Regions from separate parts of the Mus musculus genome. Here regions 1 and 3 are each linked to region 2. Evidence: chromatin loops called from intact Hi-C (ENCODE). Cell type or tissue: left cerebral cortex. All regions are shown on one strand.

Evidence for each region. Peaks named below come from ENCODE experiments on the same cell type or tissue, not always from the same donor. Only the 100,000 strongest peaks of a DNase experiment are listed, where the experiment ranks them.
Region 1: it touches region 2 in a loop (4-fold over the local background); 2 of 42 quality-filtered maps call a loop at or near these places.
Region 3: it touches region 2 in a loop (8-fold over the local background); 2 of 42 quality-filtered maps call a loop at or near these places.

Annotation. Positions count from the first base shown.
Region 1 is chr2:8,371,215-8,373,714 of GRCm38, forward strand. No RefSeq gene overlaps it. Among named protein-coding and RNA genes, the nearest start is that of Gm30904, 27 kb to the left of the region's middle. In left cerebral cortex, no CTCF peak of the experiment used is centred here; no DNase peak of the experiment used is centred here.
Region 2 is chr2:7,735,334-7,737,833 of GRCm38, forward strand. No RefSeq gene overlaps it. Among named protein-coding and RNA genes, the nearest start is that of Gm30904, 610 kb to the right of the region's middle. In left cerebral cortex, a CTCF peak has its summit at 1,197; DNase peaks (open chromatin) are centred at 127 and 1,188; H3K27ac peaks cover 1,014 bases.
Region 3 is chr2:8,378,892-8,381,391 of GRCm38, forward strand. No RefSeq gene overlaps it. Among named protein-coding and RNA genes, the nearest start is that of Gm30904, 35 kb to the left of the region's middle. In left cerebral cortex, a CTCF peak has its summit at 1,553; DNase peaks (open chromatin) are centred at 1,553 and 2,312; H3K27ac peaks cover 2,232 bases.

The DNA.
Region 1 (2,500 bases), 640 kb after region 2:
GAATAATGACAAATATATTTAATTTTAGAACACATAACTGTGCCTCAGTTACTAAGTGTGTTTTGGAATGATGATTCCTTTCTTCCAGACTCCTTTATGGCTCTCAAAGTGCACAGTAGTTGACTACAGATGCTTACCTTCATAGTACAAGTGTTTTAAGAGACAGTAATTATGTGATGACATGAATTATCATGTGTAGGAACTTTGTTTCCCATGAATTTTCTTTACATTGGTTCTTCCTGAAGGACCCTGGATATGACTGTGGAAAAGCCTAGGTCACTGGAGACATGGCGTGAAGAAAAATGGTAGGGCCTGCTCTCCTCCTCTTTTCTTTTGCTTCCTGGGTATGAGGTAGTGTTTTATTCTGCTTTGCTCTACTTCTTCATGACAGCCCCAATACAAAAGGGCCATCTCCTTGTGCATTGCAACATTCAAAACTTTAAAACAATATAACCTTTTCTCTTTATAAAATGGTTATCTTTGGTATTTTGCTATCATTACAGACAGCTTATTAATACCTGTTATATTTGGAATGATGTATCTGGCCTGGTTCTTAAGAGCCGCACTCAACTGTTTTCCACTTCCTTGAGTCTGTTGTAATTAAGTTGACTTTTGGCTAGTCCCTCAGTATGCCAAAAATGCTCTGTTTTGATCTTTATACTTTATGCCATTTACATTAGATACTTTTTATCTGCTATTTCACTGGAAGACGAATTGTGGCTTAATGGTCAAGATTAAAACACTATGTTCTTACCATCTCAGCCTGTGTAATATTTTGCAATAAGGTGCTAAGCGACCCTAAAGCATGAACTCTGTCTGCACACTCTTTACACAGTCAGACCCTCCCATACCTAGTGATCAATAGATAACTGTAAAGACAATGAATCAACAAATGGAAGCCATCATTCAACTACATCACAGTTTGTCATATTTTCTCATAATTCAACTCCTAGTAGGAACATTTGAGAGGGAGAACCCTAGGTTGTTTATGCTGTGTTGTCAGTGTATCCCAACAGGTGATAAATGGTGCCTATAACTTAGTGACTATTATGATAGTGACTGTTGGGATCTTCATATGAAATGTTCTCTTTCAGCTTCACTAATAATAAATGAATGGAATTTGCTTTTGAGTTTGGTTAAATACTGTGTTCACTGAACAAACTCTATCCAGAGATGTTCCTTGACAACCACCTACTAAACAAATCTCATCTTTGTGTTTGCAAAGTGTCAATCTATTTAACTCTCTGTGCTTTAGCCATGAATAGAGAGTTCCATCTGCCATTTTTCTTTTCCTTGATTTTTTATTACCATTTTTGAGTTTTCTAATGTTGCTAAAAACTATTTTCACTCAAATTTTATGAATTATAATATAGAATTTTTCAATTCTCTAAAGTCTAAATTCTCTTTTTAATATATCAAGGTAACTTATCCTTCATTTACTATTCCCCTCTTTTCTTTGTTTGCAACAATTTGCTTCCTGTGGGCTATTTCTAATGTGGTCCTTGCCTCAGCAAGTTTATATCATATATCATATATCATATATATATATATATATATATATATATATGTATATATATATATTCTGCACACTCTTTACACAGTCAGATCCCTTCCATACATAGTGATCAATAGATAACTGTAAAGACAATGAATGGAAGCCATCATTCAACTACAACACAGCCTAAGTTTATCATATTTTCTTATAATTACATTCCTAGTAGGAACACTTTTAGAGGGAACATTTGTGAGGGAACATTTGAGAGGGATATATATAAACTTGTTGAGGCAAGGACCACATTAGAGAGAGCCCACAGGAAGCAGATTGCTACAAACAAAGAAAAGAGGGAAATATTTCCTCACCCTTCCTTATTGCTCCCCTCTCCCTAATCACTCATCTTCCTCAACAATGTCATTCCATAATGTCTGAGAATTAATGTGAGAACTTACTGTGCTTCCAAGTTGAGCATTCCTGGACAGTTTGAATTAATTAATTATGGAATACATAAAATCATATTTGTAGCTCAAATCCAGTCCTAGAGACTTTTCTATCCCTTTGCTCGTTTTGGCTTATCCATATTCTTAGCGGTATTCATGGTGAAACGCCTGACTCTACGCACTTGCTGAAAAGAGTATTATTACTGTTCCTGCCCACTCCCCATTGCCACAGGTAACCATTTTTATTGGCTTCTGGAAAAGAAAGTACTCTTAAATATTGTATCATTTCTTTTCTTTTTTTAAGCTTACTACTCGTATTGTAACTTTAAATTTTCAAACCTATTTTTAATGATAGTTCTTAAACACTTTTACCTCTCTTTTAGTTCACTACCCACCAGAAGTAGTGGGGAATAAAGGATATGGGGAATTTGATCCTTGTAGAATGGTTCTTTGGAGCAACTCTCATCTGTGTTTTCTGAAAATCAGAAGTTAATTTCCCAGGTTCGCAGCGCAATCCACTCACAAACACTTCACAGTTAAACTAGCAGTCCAGGTTGGTAGAGTC
Region 2 (2,500 bases):
TCATAGAAACAAGAAAAAAAATAATAAGATTTTCATGCATGCATGTGTGTTTATGTCTATATATGTTCAGAGATACACATGTGTGAACAAATTCACATACATCTGAGCATGGGCGTGTGGAGACTAGTAGACAACCTCTGTGTTATTTCTTATGTGCATCCCACTACTTTGAGACAGATTTACTTACTGACTTTGGTTGCATGGGCAGGCTTGTAAATTTAGCCATCCCTGTGTCCACCTTCCCATTGCTGGATGATAAGCCGCTATGCTAGGCTAAGCTCTCTCACACTACTGCTTAGAATCCAACCAACCCTCCATGCTTAAAGGCAAGCACTTTACCAACTAGTCATTTCCTTAGTCCCAAGTCTTTCAATTTTGATAATATAACCCATAGTTTCTTTTAGGTTATTAAATGCATTATCTCTGTGATTTTGATTCCAAGACAAAGTATTTTTGCAGGCAAACCATACTATAATAAAATATAATAATTCTTTGATCACATAATTGTTTACAATCCAAAAATATGTAACAAAAATTTAAAATAGTTCTTACTGACTTATCAAATCCTTGATATATGGATTAATAGTATAATCTAAATAATTTGACTTGTGTTACCATTTTTGATGTACTATAAGCCAAGATTCCCCTTTTTTTAGGAAAGCAGGAAAGAAGTTTATATACTTGAAAGTGTGAATGATATATACCCATAAATATGTTTTCTCTGTAGCTTTTATTAGCTTCCTGTAAATTATCTGAAGATTTACTTAAAAACACAATTACAATTGTAATTTTTATTTCCTTAGAAATGTTATTAATATTTTTCTTGGATACATTCTAGACAGGTAAGGAATGGGTAAAATTTTATTATAATTAAGAAGCTGGTAACACCTTAGGAATAGGGAAGGTGGTAGGACTGATGGCTTCCCCTATGTTCAAGGATCTAACATAATGTGACCCTCTTGTACATTTTTACTTTCACTTAATATTGCCTCCATTTTTGTGAGTCCTATTGGTACAACTTTTGTCTTCCTTGGTGCCTTTAAGAATCATAAGCGATGTGATTATCATCACCATGAGAATAATTAACCATAGCTTTTTGGCACTCTAAGTTGGGAATGTATTATTTCAAGTAGTCAGGACTGAACTGCTAAACTCTTCCACTTTGAAACTGTAAAGGGCTCCCCCACCTGGATTCAAGTGCCTTAGTCATGCAGCTTCTTGACAACATTTGTAGGGAAGAAATAAAACTGTTCATATTGTCATGTGGGGAACTGAAGGGAAATCTCTTTAAAGATTAGTTGCCTATTAGGACCAATAAATAAAAAGAACTGAGAGATTGCTATACTGAGCATCAGATTTTTTCCATCGATGTATCACACTCCTTTGCAAAATGACTACATTGGTTTTTATTTTTTTTTTAAATTGAGACTAGAAGGCACTCATCACAAAGGTAAAATGAATATTTGCAGTCCTCACACTCCACTCTTTTAAGATTAGAATGCCCCAATATTTGAATGAAATGGGATTTTTATTTGGAGTATAGATAAATGGAAGAAGCTGTGCAGTACCTAGAGATAGCATATTCATTTACATAATCAGGGGATTATATTCTACATTTATGCTGATAACCTACTGTAGTCAACTGTATTTTACTAACATTTATTCAGCTTCTTAATATGAATTCAAGAACTCTCCAGGAATATTGCAAAGATAAACAATGAAGCAAATGTAAAGAGGAAGTACAATTTATATAAATTCCTTCATTTCAGAGATATTGAAATTGCACCATTGTCAATATGGCTCTATAAATATATAAATGGGACCATGATATGTGTGCTTATGAACTGATTCTCATATTCACCAATGAATATTAACTAATAAATACTAACAAACAGTCACTGACTCAGGGTGTTAGTCTATCATAATTATATATTAGATATATGTGACAATTTATTTAGCATATCTTTTTATGATATAGACTTTGTGATTGATCTTGGGAACAAAACTTCAGAGAACAAGCAGATTTTCTGATTGTTCAATTAAAGTTTGACCACTTTGATAATTAAGTAAGAATTTAGATAATCTATAATCCAACAAGTGTATAAAAGTACAAAAACCCCTCATATTTGCATACTAATGACAGAGACAAGACTATACATTTATTGAATGCATGCTTTAATGTAGCAGCACGTACATTTTAAAACAAAAACTGCAGATCTTTGGAAGGCAGCTCAAATCTATCAAGTGAATTTTGAGCTGTATTCATACTGTCTAGTGAGTAGATGGTCTTTGATTTGGAAGGTCTTAGCTGATCCTAAGACTTCTACTTAACCCTCTCATTCTGAGCATCGCTAACATGCATCTGTCTGCTACTTATCAACCTAAGTCTTAAAACTCTTTTCAGTGTACCTTTGAAACCTTTTTCATTAGAACCATTTCTGAACATTGAACAGCAACAAAGGAAACTGGTATACCTTGTTAACTGAGTAATATGTGAGCG
Region 3 (2,500 bases), 640 kb after region 2:
CCTAAAGTAAACAAACAAACAAGCAAAGAACGAGAATACAGTTTAACAAAACACCCATGGAAGGAGTTACAGACACACAGTTTGGAGCTGAGACGAAAGGATGGACCATTTAGAGACTTCCATATCCCGGGATCCATCCCATAATCAGCCTCCAAATGCTGACACCATTGCATACACTAGCAAGATTTTGCTGAAAGGACCCAGATATAGTTGTCTCTTGTGAGACTAAGCCGGGGCCTAGCAAACACAGAAGTGGATGCTCACAGTCAGCTATTGGCTGGATCACAGGGCCCCCAATGGAGGAGCTAGAGAAAGTACCCAAGGAGCTAAAGGGGTCTGCAACCCTATAGGTGGAACAACAATATGAACTAGCCAGTACCCCCCCAGAGCTTGTGTCTCTAGCTGCATATGTATCAAAAGATGGCCTAGTTGGCCATCAGTGGAAAGAGGCCCATTGGTCATGCAAACTTTATCTGCCTCAGTACAGGGGAACGCCAGGGCCAAGAAGTGGGAGTGAGTGGGTAGGGGACTTTTGGGATAGCATTGGAAATGTAAATGAAATAAATACCTAATAAAAAATAAACAAAATAAAAAAATGATGCTTCCAAAGTTCCTCAACTATCAAGACACTAGGGCATACGCAGTTGAAGTTTATGTCTTCTGGAAGCTTTGTGTGCACTTCTCAGATGCTCCTCTGAATTGCAACAGAAAATACAAGACTATTAATAATGATGTCTTAGCTGTTGTCCACAATCATAGAATTTATGTTTACCTCGGGGCACTGGCGAGGACTTTCATGAGAATACTAGTTTACAAGCTATTTTAAGTTTTGTCACATAATGTGTCAATCCATGTGGCAGCTCACATTTTAATACTAATTGATGGGGTACATTCTTAAGAAGTGTTATTATTCATGTTGGCTAATTCTCAACTAACCAGGTGGCACACATTCAGATTATACGTTCAATTACTTCAGAAAGCTGTTTGTCTTCAGTTTCTGTCACCAGCCAAATGTTTCTTTGTCTTATATGTGTAATGAATTTTTATGATGATTATAGAACCATAAATCACCATGATTTTGACCTACTGCAACATGTTTTTTCTCTGCCAACTATCACTTAATTCATAAATTTATGATTTCCAAATACCATGAAATGATTTTAAAAGTCGGTGCTTTGAAGATAATTTATATAGTTGCTACAGGTATATGTAATTCAAATTTAAAGATTATGTTCTTTCCAATAAATCCCATCAGTATGAAAGTGGGTACAATGTCAGGCAAAAACAATGCAGAATTATTTCCATCTTCTTAAAGATATTTTTGTTTGGAATAATAAAAGACATTTTTTCCCATGAAAAAATTTCTCAGCAAAAAGGTGAGAGATAATTTTTATTATAATTTCCTTCCAAAAATACCAACCTCGCTGACATTTTACTTCACATTTCAGCTATAAATTTAGGTTTTAGAAGTGAGGCTTTAAAAGTACTCTGTTTCAGTGAAAATTTCACTGTAATGCTAAATGGGTTGCCATGCCTTGAGCAACAGCTCCCTCTATGGTCCATCATCACCCAGGTAATGACTGTGCATCTTCTGCAACACCATAGGCCCTTCCTTCTATGACCAATACTCTCCTAGATACAATGCTAAGATGATACTGAACATTAGCAGGCTAGGTTTTTCTTTCCTTTTTCCCCTTCAAAATGCATCTTATTGCTTATAATTCTGTTATTCTGTTTATTGTTAGATGTGATTTACTCAATTACAATTTTAGTTATATTTCATACATACAACTTGATCCTTATGCAATAAAGAATCAGAGTTATGGGGAACAATCACAGATTGGATAAATTTCTGTTTATCTGGTCATAGATTTTCAATTGTACTGATGTTTCAGTACAATTATGTGTATGTAAATGTATTCACATTTCTTTAGAAATGTCATGTTATAGATTTCATTTTAAATATTGTCTACAGTGAAAAAATAAAATCATATTTAACTGTAAGTCCTAGAAAAAAGCCCTACATTTATATACAAGAAAACCCTTTATATACAAGTAGTACATCTAAGACTCAAGAACCCATCTGTTACCAGGAAATGTTAAACTGGGGAAACATTTTGAAATAAAGTACAAAAAGGGCAACTGGTTTTTAAAGGGAAAGGAAATGTATATAAGAAGAAGGGGCTGAGGCTTCTTTTATTCTGGCCTCTTCTAACATAACAAAGCAACTCTGAAAGGTTTATAGTGTTGTATGGGAAACTTCAGGGAAAGTAGTGGCTCAAACTGAAGTATCAGCTGGCTTTGTTGGAGAGATTAGAACCATAGAAAGAGAACCAACCTGTTCCTTATCTGATACCTGCATCATCACCCTACTTTGGAATCTTCCATTCAATAGTGGTAGAAGTTACATAGACATCATGTTAGGCAGAACTACATTCCAACTATATTATGTTACTATTCTGCATTGGATGACAAGTCAACAAGTTTCCTAGTAACAGAT